Regions from separate parts of the Homo sapiens genome. Here region 1 is linked to region 2. A link is a loop called in an ENCODE intact Hi-C map of the cell type or tissue named here. Cell type or tissue: GM12878. All regions are shown on one strand. Each heading gives the region's core, and the rest is flanking DNA. Links, peaks and the distances in the headings are about the cores only.

Region 1 (5,380 bases), core at 219-5,218, 470 kb before region 2:
GGTCAGCTGATTAAAAATAGCACCACTACCCAGTTGCTTATCAAGAAGCTCAGAACGAGCTCCTCGTGAAAAGCTCTTTGGATGGGAACAGATACTGTGTGCTGCTGATGGTGCCACCCGGACGCATGCTAAGTGAGATGGTTATCTCTGGGATGAGGTTGACTTGAGGATCCCCTACTCATTGTCTGTGTCTCTGGCAGAACCACTTTTGACAGTGGGATGGCAGGTCTAGGGGATTTGTCAGAATCATTCATTCCTTCAACCTTTTCTGTCCTCATTCTGGGCAAGCACGTCCCTGATTTCAGGGTGCAAATGAATTCCAGCTCTCCTCTAGCCTAGCGAGAGGAGAATGTGCGAATTTGTTTAGACTATGTCAGCTCTCTAGGGCTCATTTCCTCATCTACAACATGGGCACATTGATTTAGATGACTTCTATGAGTCTTTTCATCTATCAAGTAAATTGGTCTAATAAAAAGACTAAGGTCTTAGAAACAAGCTAATCCCTTGTAGGGAGGATACCATATGTTGACACCCAACTATATCAGAAGGCAGTGTGTTCAATGTGCTATAGGAGACACAAAACATTACAGGCATTCAGAAGAGAGAGATCCCTTCTCACTGGGACGACCAAAAGACAGGACTCCATGGAAGGGTTGCGGGGGCAGTCAGTCGAAGCGTGTCTTGAGGGGTGAATAGTGTTGATTGACAGAGATCGAGATGAGGTATAAGACAGGGTTGACCACAAGTTGGGGAAAGCACTTGGGAAGATGCTGTCCAGAAGTATGGGGAATCTAAATGGTGTGGTGACTTGACTTCCAAAAAAAGAGGCCTTTTCAAAAAGAAGAAGCACATTTCACGGGGCCACACGCTGCCAAGAGATCAAGGAGTTTAGCCATGACATCCTGAGCAAGCAGCTCTCCAGATGCATAGCAGGCCTCTGGTTCCCCGAGGACTCTGCCCACTCCACCAGTGGCCACTGGAAAGCACCCCACAGGGCTCTCTGCGGTGGGAGTTGTGTCACTGGTCCTTGAGCCTGGCAGTGTCTATAAATCCCATGTATTTTTCTGTGGACAACAAATGCTGCCTTTTCTGATATTCAGAAGTGAGATAAATGGCAGGCCTGTTACATTGCTCAGACATTTTGGACTTTCTTTCTCTCTCTTTTACATGTCCCATTTTTTCACTGGGCCTAATTCTTGACAATGGTTCTGATTCTCATTCGTCTGCTCCTGAATCATAGTCTTCCTTTTGCCCTTTGTAAATTATCTCTGTTATCCTATCTAAACACTTCTTACTCTCTAAAATGAGCCACAGCCTAGGGAGTATTTCTCAAGGAGAGAGGGTAGCTTCTTGTATTTATTAAGCTACAGCCCAGTAAAATACACTGATTTGGAGTTAGACGACTAAATTTGAAACCAAGGTCTTCCACATTCCACTATGGGAACTTTGTCAGCTGCTCCTCTTCTTCCTCCTCCCCTTCTCCTCTTCCTCCTCCTCTTTCTTCTTCTTCTTTCCTCCTCCTTCTCCTCCGCCTTCTTCTTCTTCCCATTTAAGGCTTGGTTCACTCATCTGTCAAATGGGACATGGTTCTGCTAGACAGGGTAGCTGGGTGAGAATTACATTACATGATAAAGTATAATTTATTCCGCAAATCTAACATTTTGATATCAATTATGGTTATTGTAACCGTGCAAAGAGAGAGAATCTTTCTCATTCTCAAAAGTTTATCAACCATTTCATGAACAAAGTAATGCGTGTGAATTACAATTGTGTGCACATAGTGCATCACTCCTCTCAGCTGTGTGTAATTTCCTTTGTTGTCAGGAAGCCCTGGCTGATTTCTAATTTAAAAGTAAGGCATGCAGTGCTTTGCCCCCTACTTTTCTCTGTGTATTTTCTACTAGATGTGGGGTGCCCCCAGTGCCTCTAATGAGCATTTGACTGCATTGTCGGCATGGTGCGGGATGGCCACATGCTGCCCTCTTGTTAACAGACTTGAGGGTGGAGGAAATTTAAAGACGCTGCTGCCTCCAAGCTCATCAGGTTCTCCTGTCAAGGAGCAGGTGACACTGTGGACTGGGCAAGAGGGGTAGCCATAGCTTTGACCTTGCCCAGGCCAGCCCGGCATCCCCAAAGAGCCAGAGCTCCTCCTGACAAGAATCCACTGTGAAGCGGGGCATCTCATTGCAGAAGGCCCCACAGCAGGGCCACCTCAGCATTTCAGCTTCCAGACAGAAAACTCTTCTCCTGCAGCCTGCTGTTCTTCCCTGGGAACAGCCTTGGCATACCCTTTCTCTCCCTTACAGCAGAGCTCTGAGTGTCACTTATGGAGCTAAGAAGTCACTTTGGACTTTGAGCTCTTGTTGGGGGATTCTACCTTGTCTGGAAGGGCAGAAGGAGGCAGAAAAACCAAGAACTTTATAGGAGAACAGCATATTCAGCCCGAATGTAGGATGTGGACATTGTGGTCTGGATTATTGGTAGGGTTGGGTATTAGGGCTAGAATTTTAAAAATGTGCACTAGTGTATCAATTATTTTGGGTGCTCAATTGTTTAGGTGAAGTCCCTTTGAAATTGCAGCATTGCTGGCCTAAAATATATTTGAAAGTGAGAATGTAGGAGGAGCAGAGGGGGAGCCAGAAGCCCACTCATGCAAATACAGGTATATAAATGAGTCAGTTTCCTCCTTCGTAAAGAAGAAAATGATTCGGAGTTGCTTTGTTGGCAGGTTAGCTAATGAGGGGGTGTTGTGTTAATTAACGTTGCAAAGAATAGTGAAAGCATTAAACTTTAGAAGTACCCTAGTGCTTCTAGGAGTATTATTCTTGGTGCATTAACAGGCTGGGTCTGCCAATGTCTATGAGAGTGAGGGAATAAACGAAAGCTGGAGCAGAAGGCAGAAGACGTGTGGACACAGCAGCACCAGCTCGGGGCTGAGTGAAGGAATCTCAAAGTACCATCTTCAGAGCTTTAAAATATCTTTCTCCCAAGGAAATGGAAATGGAATACTTTGGATGTTTTTGGTTGCAAGTAATCAAGCCCCTTACAGCAGATGCTTAAAAAGTGAGGGCATCAAGGAAGCCTGGAGGTGGGGTGTGTCCATGCTCAGCAATGGCCTCCAGGACCCAGGACCTCAGAGTTGGTCTCCATCATGCTCGGCATGTGAGATCTGCGTGTCATGAGTGAAAGGTGGCCACCTTTCTTCATCTCTCACACCATCACCTAACCATGATCAAAGATAGTAATCAAGTGGGCCTGGAAGAGGGCGCATGTTTCTTTTTGATGAGGAGGAATATCTAGTCCTTCTACTGTGTAAAGTGACCTGCATAGCTGCAAAAGAGAGAGAAAGGTGAATATCTGGCATTTTTAGCTTCTTTTGTGGGAGGCAGGCTTTGCCAGTAGGAAAGAAGGAAGGAGAGGGAAAGGCATTTTATATAGAAGTCAGCACCGAACACCTCTGTGAACAATGGACTTCTGGATAACAATCTGGTGTTTGTTGGGAAATACTCTGTGAGCACTGGGGGCAATTGTGCGGCTTCTCTTCAACCGCCAGCCACATGCTTGCCTAATTAGGAGACACGAGCCAGTTACTCTGCTGTCCCCACCTCTCCATGTGTTCAGGCTTGGTCTATAAAGTATTGGCCTAAAGGCACTTTCACCCATACATGGGTCATCCCCACCAACAGATTCACCCTGGATGTGCATATGGGATCCGCACTGTGGCCCTTCCACATAAGAAAGTAAGGGAGTGAAGACTTGGGAAGATTTATGAGCTCTGCAAAACTGGATGTGGTAAACTATGTGTATGGCAGCTCTGAAAAGCAGTACTGAGCCTCTGCTTGGGGCCTGACAGACATGGAGGCAGTTCTATTGAAACCCCAGGCAAAGGGCCTAATGAGAAATCAGTCAGATGTGCCGTGACACTGCCTAACCCACAGGCTTCCATCTGCTTGCACCCTTCGCTTCCAAACAGAGCACCAGTTGTGTTTGTTCAGTGACCAACTGGCTGTCCATCGCCTCACCTCCTCCAGATTGCAAACCACCAGCAGCAGCCCGGGCTCCTCCCTATCAAACCAGAGCAGCCCAGGGAGGTTGTTCATCCTCCTCCCTCTTTCCTGATGCATTTTTCATCATTAAAGGGAAAATGTCATTTTGGTGACAGATACTAGTATGATTGGTGTCAGGAATGAATCTTCCTTTCTCTGTCAGCCTTGCTTCACACAATCCTAAGACAATGTTCTGTTGAAAGGCCACTTCCATTTCCAACGCCAGCAGTGTGGGAGAAGAGCAGGCTTTGCTGTGACGGATGGGTCTGCCAAGGCTGGCGCTGTGCCAAGGGGTGTAACTGAAGCTCGACCCTTGCACACCGGGCAAGCCTGAAGAAGCTTCTGGGAAGCTCAAGTCTTATTTCTGGAGGGATTCTGCTGAGAACATATCTTAAAAAGAGAAAACCTGCAGCTCTATTCGGTGATTAGGTTTTAAGAGGTGGAAGAGTTGCCATCATCACTGATATATAGAGTCCCATAAATCCAAACCCGTGTATTGGAAAGCTGATCTGGAAATGAAGATTTTTATTTTCTGGCAGCAGAAATGTAGGTCAGCCTCTCTAGATCTTTTCCAGGTGCAGGCCTGGACCTGGCATGGGCTGGAAGTAACCATACATTTCACCCATACAGTGTGCCTCATCTGACACTCTGCATACCACAACCTGTTAGGACTCATTTACAGCTTCGTTTTCTCATGCATGAAATAAAGGTAATAGTACCTAGACTACCTTTCTCAATCACTGAGAGGTCATTTTATTTCAATGGATATTTGTTGAACTCACACTCAGGGTCATATACTTTGCTCAGTGTTGGGCAGGTACAAAAATGAACAAGAAATGGCAACTGCCTTCAGAGAGCTTACAACCTAGTTGGTAAGATCAGACAAATCTACAGTCCATTACAATGTAGATACACATACACACATTTACAGAGTTCTAGATTGTGAAATATATATATATATTATTTCACATTATATATGTGAAATATACATATATATGTGTGTGTGTGTATATATATACATTTCCTTTAAAATAATTGATTTCAACTAATAGAAAAGAGAGGCATGGGAAGCATTGGTTAAACTAATGTTTCATGGAGGAAGTAGAATCTGAACTGGTTCTTGAAACCTGAATAGGATTTAGAAAGCTGTGGATGGTAGGAGGGCATCTTGGCAGAGCAAAAGTCTGAGCATCTACACAGTTTGTGATATGCAGGGCAACTTTCCAAGAAGAACGTCTAGTCCAGGTTGATTGGGTCCTAGGATGTTACATGAGTGCAAAAATGAGGCCACAACAAAGACTAACACTATTTAATTAACTTGGGATACTTCTTGA
Region 2 (5,380 bases), core at 58-5,057:
ACTCATTTCCAGGATCATTCTCTGTGATTCCAAAACAGCTGCCAGCCTCAAGCGACAGAGGCCTTGGAAAGGACTTCTCCCAGATAAGGACAGGGGGCAATGATTGCGGCATTCACACCAGAAAAGCCAGTGTGGGGGTTGAAGAACCTTGTCTATTCAGGTAGTTCCCTTTGGGAAGGTCAGCTCTATGCTTTATACTCAGCTTGATTTACAGTGATTCTGCCAGTGCTAGATGAGGAGACTCATTGCCCAGGAGCCCTTTGAAACCAGGGTGGCTGGCAAGCAAGTGTGCTCAGCAGGCAGCCTACGGCTGGCAGCTCCTTCCAGGCCTGCCACACCACAAAAAGCCACTCTGCTCAAGGCCACCACCTTCCTGGAACAGCCCCCATGTGGTGACTCAATGATGCAGGGTCTAAGCGCATAGCAAGGTTGGACAGAAGTGCAGGTTGGACAGAAGACTTTCTCCAGAGCTCCCCACCAGGTCGGCCAAGGCTTTCTTGGGCCTGAATCATGGTTCGACCTCTCCTTCTGCTTCCTACCCTTGCCTTCACAGATTTCAATCCCTAATAAATACCTTGTACCCCAAGCAATACATCCTTTGGTGTTATTTTAATGGAAGTCAACATGTTTTAGAGACACATGAGCAGGCTCCGTGAGATCTGAAGTTAGGAGCACACATGGACCTGGCATGGTTCCATGGCAAAGAAGGGTATTAACCTGAAGAAAAATCAAATCTAGACATGAAACACTTGCTCTAAACCAGGGATCCTTGGAAAAAGTGGTTGTGGCAGTGATGCCAAGCTTCTTGGAACCAGCTACCTGGCTTGCAGTATGCTTTGAAGGAAAGTGACTGATTGTCCATGTGAACTAGGAAGCCATAAATTTGGCAACCAAGCATGCGGTCCTATGCAGAGCTAGCAGGGATTTTGACAGGCAAAGCCTCTCAGCAGCACGGGCAAGCACTGTCGTTCTTAGCAGTGACAACATACAGCTACCAGAAGGAGTGGCAGAAGACCAGTAGGGTACTCCATTCGTTCTCTGTCTGGCATTTGTGAGAGAGAGAGCTCCCTCCCCTCCTTCCTTTTGTGGACTGAGTGATTTCCTTGGGGCTTGGATAATTGAGGAGGGGTTGACCTTAAGAAAGTGAGACACTACTTTCTATTAATGTGGGCATGAGGATCTTTGGATAACGAATTAAAAATATAAAAGAGACATGAATGCATTTGCAACCAAAACTGATGGGATGAGTCCTAAAGATGACATTTAGATATTCAAATGGACATCATCACTAATGCCTAATACCAAATTAATATTAATACTACTCTTCATTTCATAAGCGTGGAAGAGAAGTTATTTAATTTTCTTTCAATAGAAGAGGTTCAAAGAATATAGGTTATGAGTATGCAGAGTGGGGAGGTGGGAAGAATGAACTTCTCCAGAAAAGAGAATACTGAAGGAGGGCAGTTCTGGTTTCAGGGGCATGATCCCTTGATGCCCTACTCTTGCCCATGAGTATGTCCAGACAGCAGGTTGACTACAGCAGACACATGTCACCGTTCTCCCTGCAATAACTACAGGGGCTCAGAGATATATGTGGCTTGCTACTCTTGCTCCTAAGTTCACATTAATTAATCTCACAAAGAAGTTTGTGTGTCATTAGCTAGGATCACTGTGCACTGAACTCAACAATATCAAAACCATGGTGACAACTTTTAATATTATCCCACTAAGGCAAGGTCTCAAGAAGTGTGTTTTGCCACAAAACAGGGGATTGGGAGTGTTTCAGGGGAGTGTTTGGGGCTATGGAATGAACACAGAAGTTAAGAGTTTCTGCAGGAGAGTCCAGGCCAAGGCATGTCATCAGGGGACTGAATCAGACCGAGGCCCAAACTGAAACAGTGAACTGATCACAAATAGATAAGTAGAAGGCCCAAGCAAAAGGGACTCAGACAACAGGATTGTTGGGAACCCAGCATGGCTTGAAGAAGGTAAAAAGAGAAAAGGCATAACCTTTCGGCTCTCTGGGGTCGTGGCTGGAGTCCCCACTTTTGTGAGGCAAGTTGCTCTCAACTGTCTGTCCTAATTAGCAGTGTCACATTCAGTTTCGAGATGAGTCACAAGCGATTTCTTGGTAATGATACAGCAGCAAATTTTGCTGATGTTTTCTTTCTTTTTAAATTAGATTCATGCATTAAGACTTCTTTGGTGGTAACTGAGAGTTAGCCACATTGAAATTGTTTCGGTAGGAAGAGGAACGCATTGCAAGTGCTATGTAACTACAAGAGCAGGGACACAGCTCAGTGGGAACCTAGAACCAGGACCCTGACATCCGCAGGGCATGCCCACTCCCCTTTCCAAATCTACTTTTCTCTGCCTGTGGGATTCTTTCCTGCTGCAGGATAGGCTCCTCCACATGGCAGGAGACACAGCTGGAAACAGTTCATGAGCCTCATACCTCACACATTTTGACACTAGAACATCCTGAATCTCTGTTCCAAGTTTCAGTCTGAACATTTCTAACGTTCAGCAGGTGTGTCTTCGGTCGTGCAGCCACCACTGAAACAACCAACCAACTGTGGCCAACCAAATTGTGTCACATTCTTACTCATCTCATTGTAACAGAAATCCATGCCTCCCAGATAAGCCTGTGTCACCCAGACCGGATAGCCAGATGCCATTGCGGAGTGAACATATCCCATATCACATTCCAGTCACACAGCCACGACTCTGGTCCAGTCTTCCACCCTTCTGGATTCTGGTCCAATCTTCAGTGCATCCTGAATTCCTGCCCTAAGTGCTGTTTTGATGCTGTTCTCCTAACTGCCCTTGAAGATATTACTTCTCCAGTTCCTCTCTCACATGGATGCTGTTTTTCTCTCTCACTTCCCCTACAAACACCTGTAGGTTTGAAACTGTACTCGTGGTCCTCCATTGCTGCTTGCAAACCACTTCGTTTTTACTTAAAATCTCCAAGCCTCTGGAATCAGGCCATTAGACCATGTCCACCCCCGTCCCTCTCTCTTCTCTTCACCCATTGACCTACTGATCATTTCCCCTTGTTCTTTAAAGGTTCCAGTACTTGCTTCACTGTGATTCTCTCTATTTCATATTCCATAGCCACGAGGACAATTCATTCAACATCCTGCAGTCTCAGGTTGTAATTTAGGCTAGTGGGGATGGGATGGGGTGCAGAGGACAAAAGAGAAGGGAATTAAAGTTTAAAAAAATGAGGACTCAGCTTGGACTTAAATGATGAATGGTTATTCTATAGGTAAAGCAGGAAAGGACATGCCAGGGAAGAAGAACACGATAGACAAACTCACAGGGACTAGACACAGCCATATCCAGTTGAAACACTGTAAGTCACTTTGGTTGGCCAAGACATAGCAGAAGTAAAAGTACAAGGGGGTGAGAGCAAACAGTAGAGATTCAAATTTCGGAAGGCTTTCTATGCCATATTTAATGAGATTCATCTTTTTCTTGTTTTTGCAATAAAGGGCAGTAGAATAGCTTAGCACATGTGTATGTCTTGATAATGGTACTTTGCACATTATATGATAAGTTACTTCTCAAGCTCTCCCCTTTATCTGTGGATCCATGAGGGTGGAGACTGACTTATACATCTTTATTATCTCCTATATCTAACACAGTGCACATGCAGTAGGCACTCAAATGAAATAGACTTTTGTGAGATGCCTTAAGATCATACTGTTGATAGAATTATTTATAAAGAAAACTATTTAAAAATTTCATTATAAATAATAGCTTATTTTTAAACTAACCCACTCAACTCACAACCCCGGGATAAAGATTGCGTGATTTTGAACATTGTTTAAAATTTCCTGTAAAGAACCATGATGCAGCTGCCCTTTGCCTAGAAGTTTGTGAACAGGGCTAATGCTTTACATGGCTTTATTGGTTTACAGTTTGCAAGGTCCTTTTCTGGTCCATTATTTTATTAAATCTTCTCCATCAAGTTTGAGAGAGGAGAGAGGTGGATCTTATTATCCTTACAGTGAAGAGTGTCAGACACAGACTTAAGCCACTTGGCCAAGGTCATACAAAAAAATAAGTGGTAGAACCTGAACTTAAACTGGGATCCCTGCTCTGAGCACAGTGATCCCTACCTTCTCTGCACACTGCCTCTAGATTACAGTGAGAACATTTGACATTGAAGAGACTGTAGGTAACAAGTGAGGTTTTTATATCCCAGGGCTATAAAGAAAGCCCAAGGTAAAGGCCACTTGTGCTAATAAGTGTGTGAATTGCCTACAAAAACTGGCTACACTTTTCCTTTTTTACTGCTTTGTGCTATTGGTCAGGCCCTTATGTCTAGTCTGAATCTTAGTCTTTTAAGAGAAATCTACAGAAATGTGAAAGGGACTCAGCCTATTATATCTGATCTATGAAAGAATATTATAGGGAGGGTTATATTCACCATCTCCACCGAGGTCATAGCCTCACAGGAAATTAGCGTGTTGCAGCAACGCAAATATAGGCTAGACCACAGAAAAAGCTTCCTGATTGTGAGCACGGTGAGATGCAGGGAATGTGTTTTCAAAGCAGGATATGAAATCTCTATCATTACAGATTTTAAGAATAGGAGAAATTCTGTTCAGAGTAAATTAAAAGCCTGGATGCTGAAGGATGTATAAAATTGTTTTGCTTCCATCTCATCCAGGGTGAGCTGTGCCATTGGGAACTTTGAGCCTTACCCTGTCCTCATTCTTTTCATTCATCTACCCTTCCCACCTGCATTGCTTGTTTGCTTACTACAAGTTAATTTGTTTAACTCTCATTATTTTTTTAAAATGTAAAATGCCTTCTAGTTTTCCATTCTTGGAGAAAATCTGCTGTCTGGAAGGTACCACCTTCTGGTGATACCAAGATGAAAACAGAAAACAAGAAGAAATTAAGCCATCTGTCTCTTTCCTTTCTTGGTTCCTCACCAAACCCTTAACCATGTTAGAAACACCACATGACACTTTTCTAAAAGGTATTAGTTATTTTTTATGCTCTTTACCAATTGCTTTAGTTTTCCCTCTTCCCCAGGTTTAAGTGATCTTAGATTTTTGTCTTTCTTGTTATTTAAAACATATGTGTCTGTGTGTGTATTTTTGTATTTCTTTAATGAGTTCCATCTTACATAATTATACACTGTTGTTTGGGTTATTTCAAAATCATAAATATCCCTCTTTCTTGCATCCATGCTCCCTTCAGGTGTATAACTCTGAGAGCCCTCTCATTCTGAATCTGTGCTCAGCTGGGACTGGCTCTAACTTATCGGATGTCAGCAAATGTGACAAAGCAGAGGCTTTAGAAGTGTTTGTGCCCCGGAGCTTGTTTCCTCTTTAAATCCTATGAGCACCATGGGAAGCAG

The links. Hi-C counts contacts between places; a loop is a spot of excess contacts. Peaks named below come from ENCODE experiments on the same cell type or tissue, not always from the same donor. Only the 100,000 strongest peaks of a DNase experiment are listed, where the experiment ranks them.
Region 1: a loop joins it to region 2, with 3.0 times the contacts of the local background. A loop is called at or near these places in 1 of 110 quality-filtered maps.

The regions. Positions count from the first base shown.
Region 1 is chr11:131,890,649-131,896,028 of GRCh38, forward strand. All of the region lies in intron 1 of NTM (neurotrimin), which reads left to right. The region is part of intron 1 of NTM-AS3 (NTM antisense RNA 3); the gene reads right to left. Among named protein-coding and RNA genes, the nearest start is that of NTM-AS3, 4.0 kb to the right of the region's middle. RefSeq lists an enhancer at 2,278-2,417 and a silencer at 3,816-3,865. In GM12878, for the core only: no CTCF peak of the experiment used is centred there; a DNase peak (open chromatin) is centred at 2,673; H3K27ac peaks cover 1,318 bases.
Region 2 is chr11:132,355,829-132,361,208 of GRCh38, forward strand. No RefSeq gene overlaps it. Among named protein-coding and RNA genes, the nearest start is that of NTM-IT, 74 kb to the left of the region's middle. RefSeq lists an enhancer at 2,226-2,315. In GM12878, for the core only: no CTCF peak of the experiment used is centred there; DNase peaks (open chromatin) are centred at 2,133 and 2,563; H3K4me3 peaks cover 1,574 bases; H3K27ac peaks cover 3,738 bases.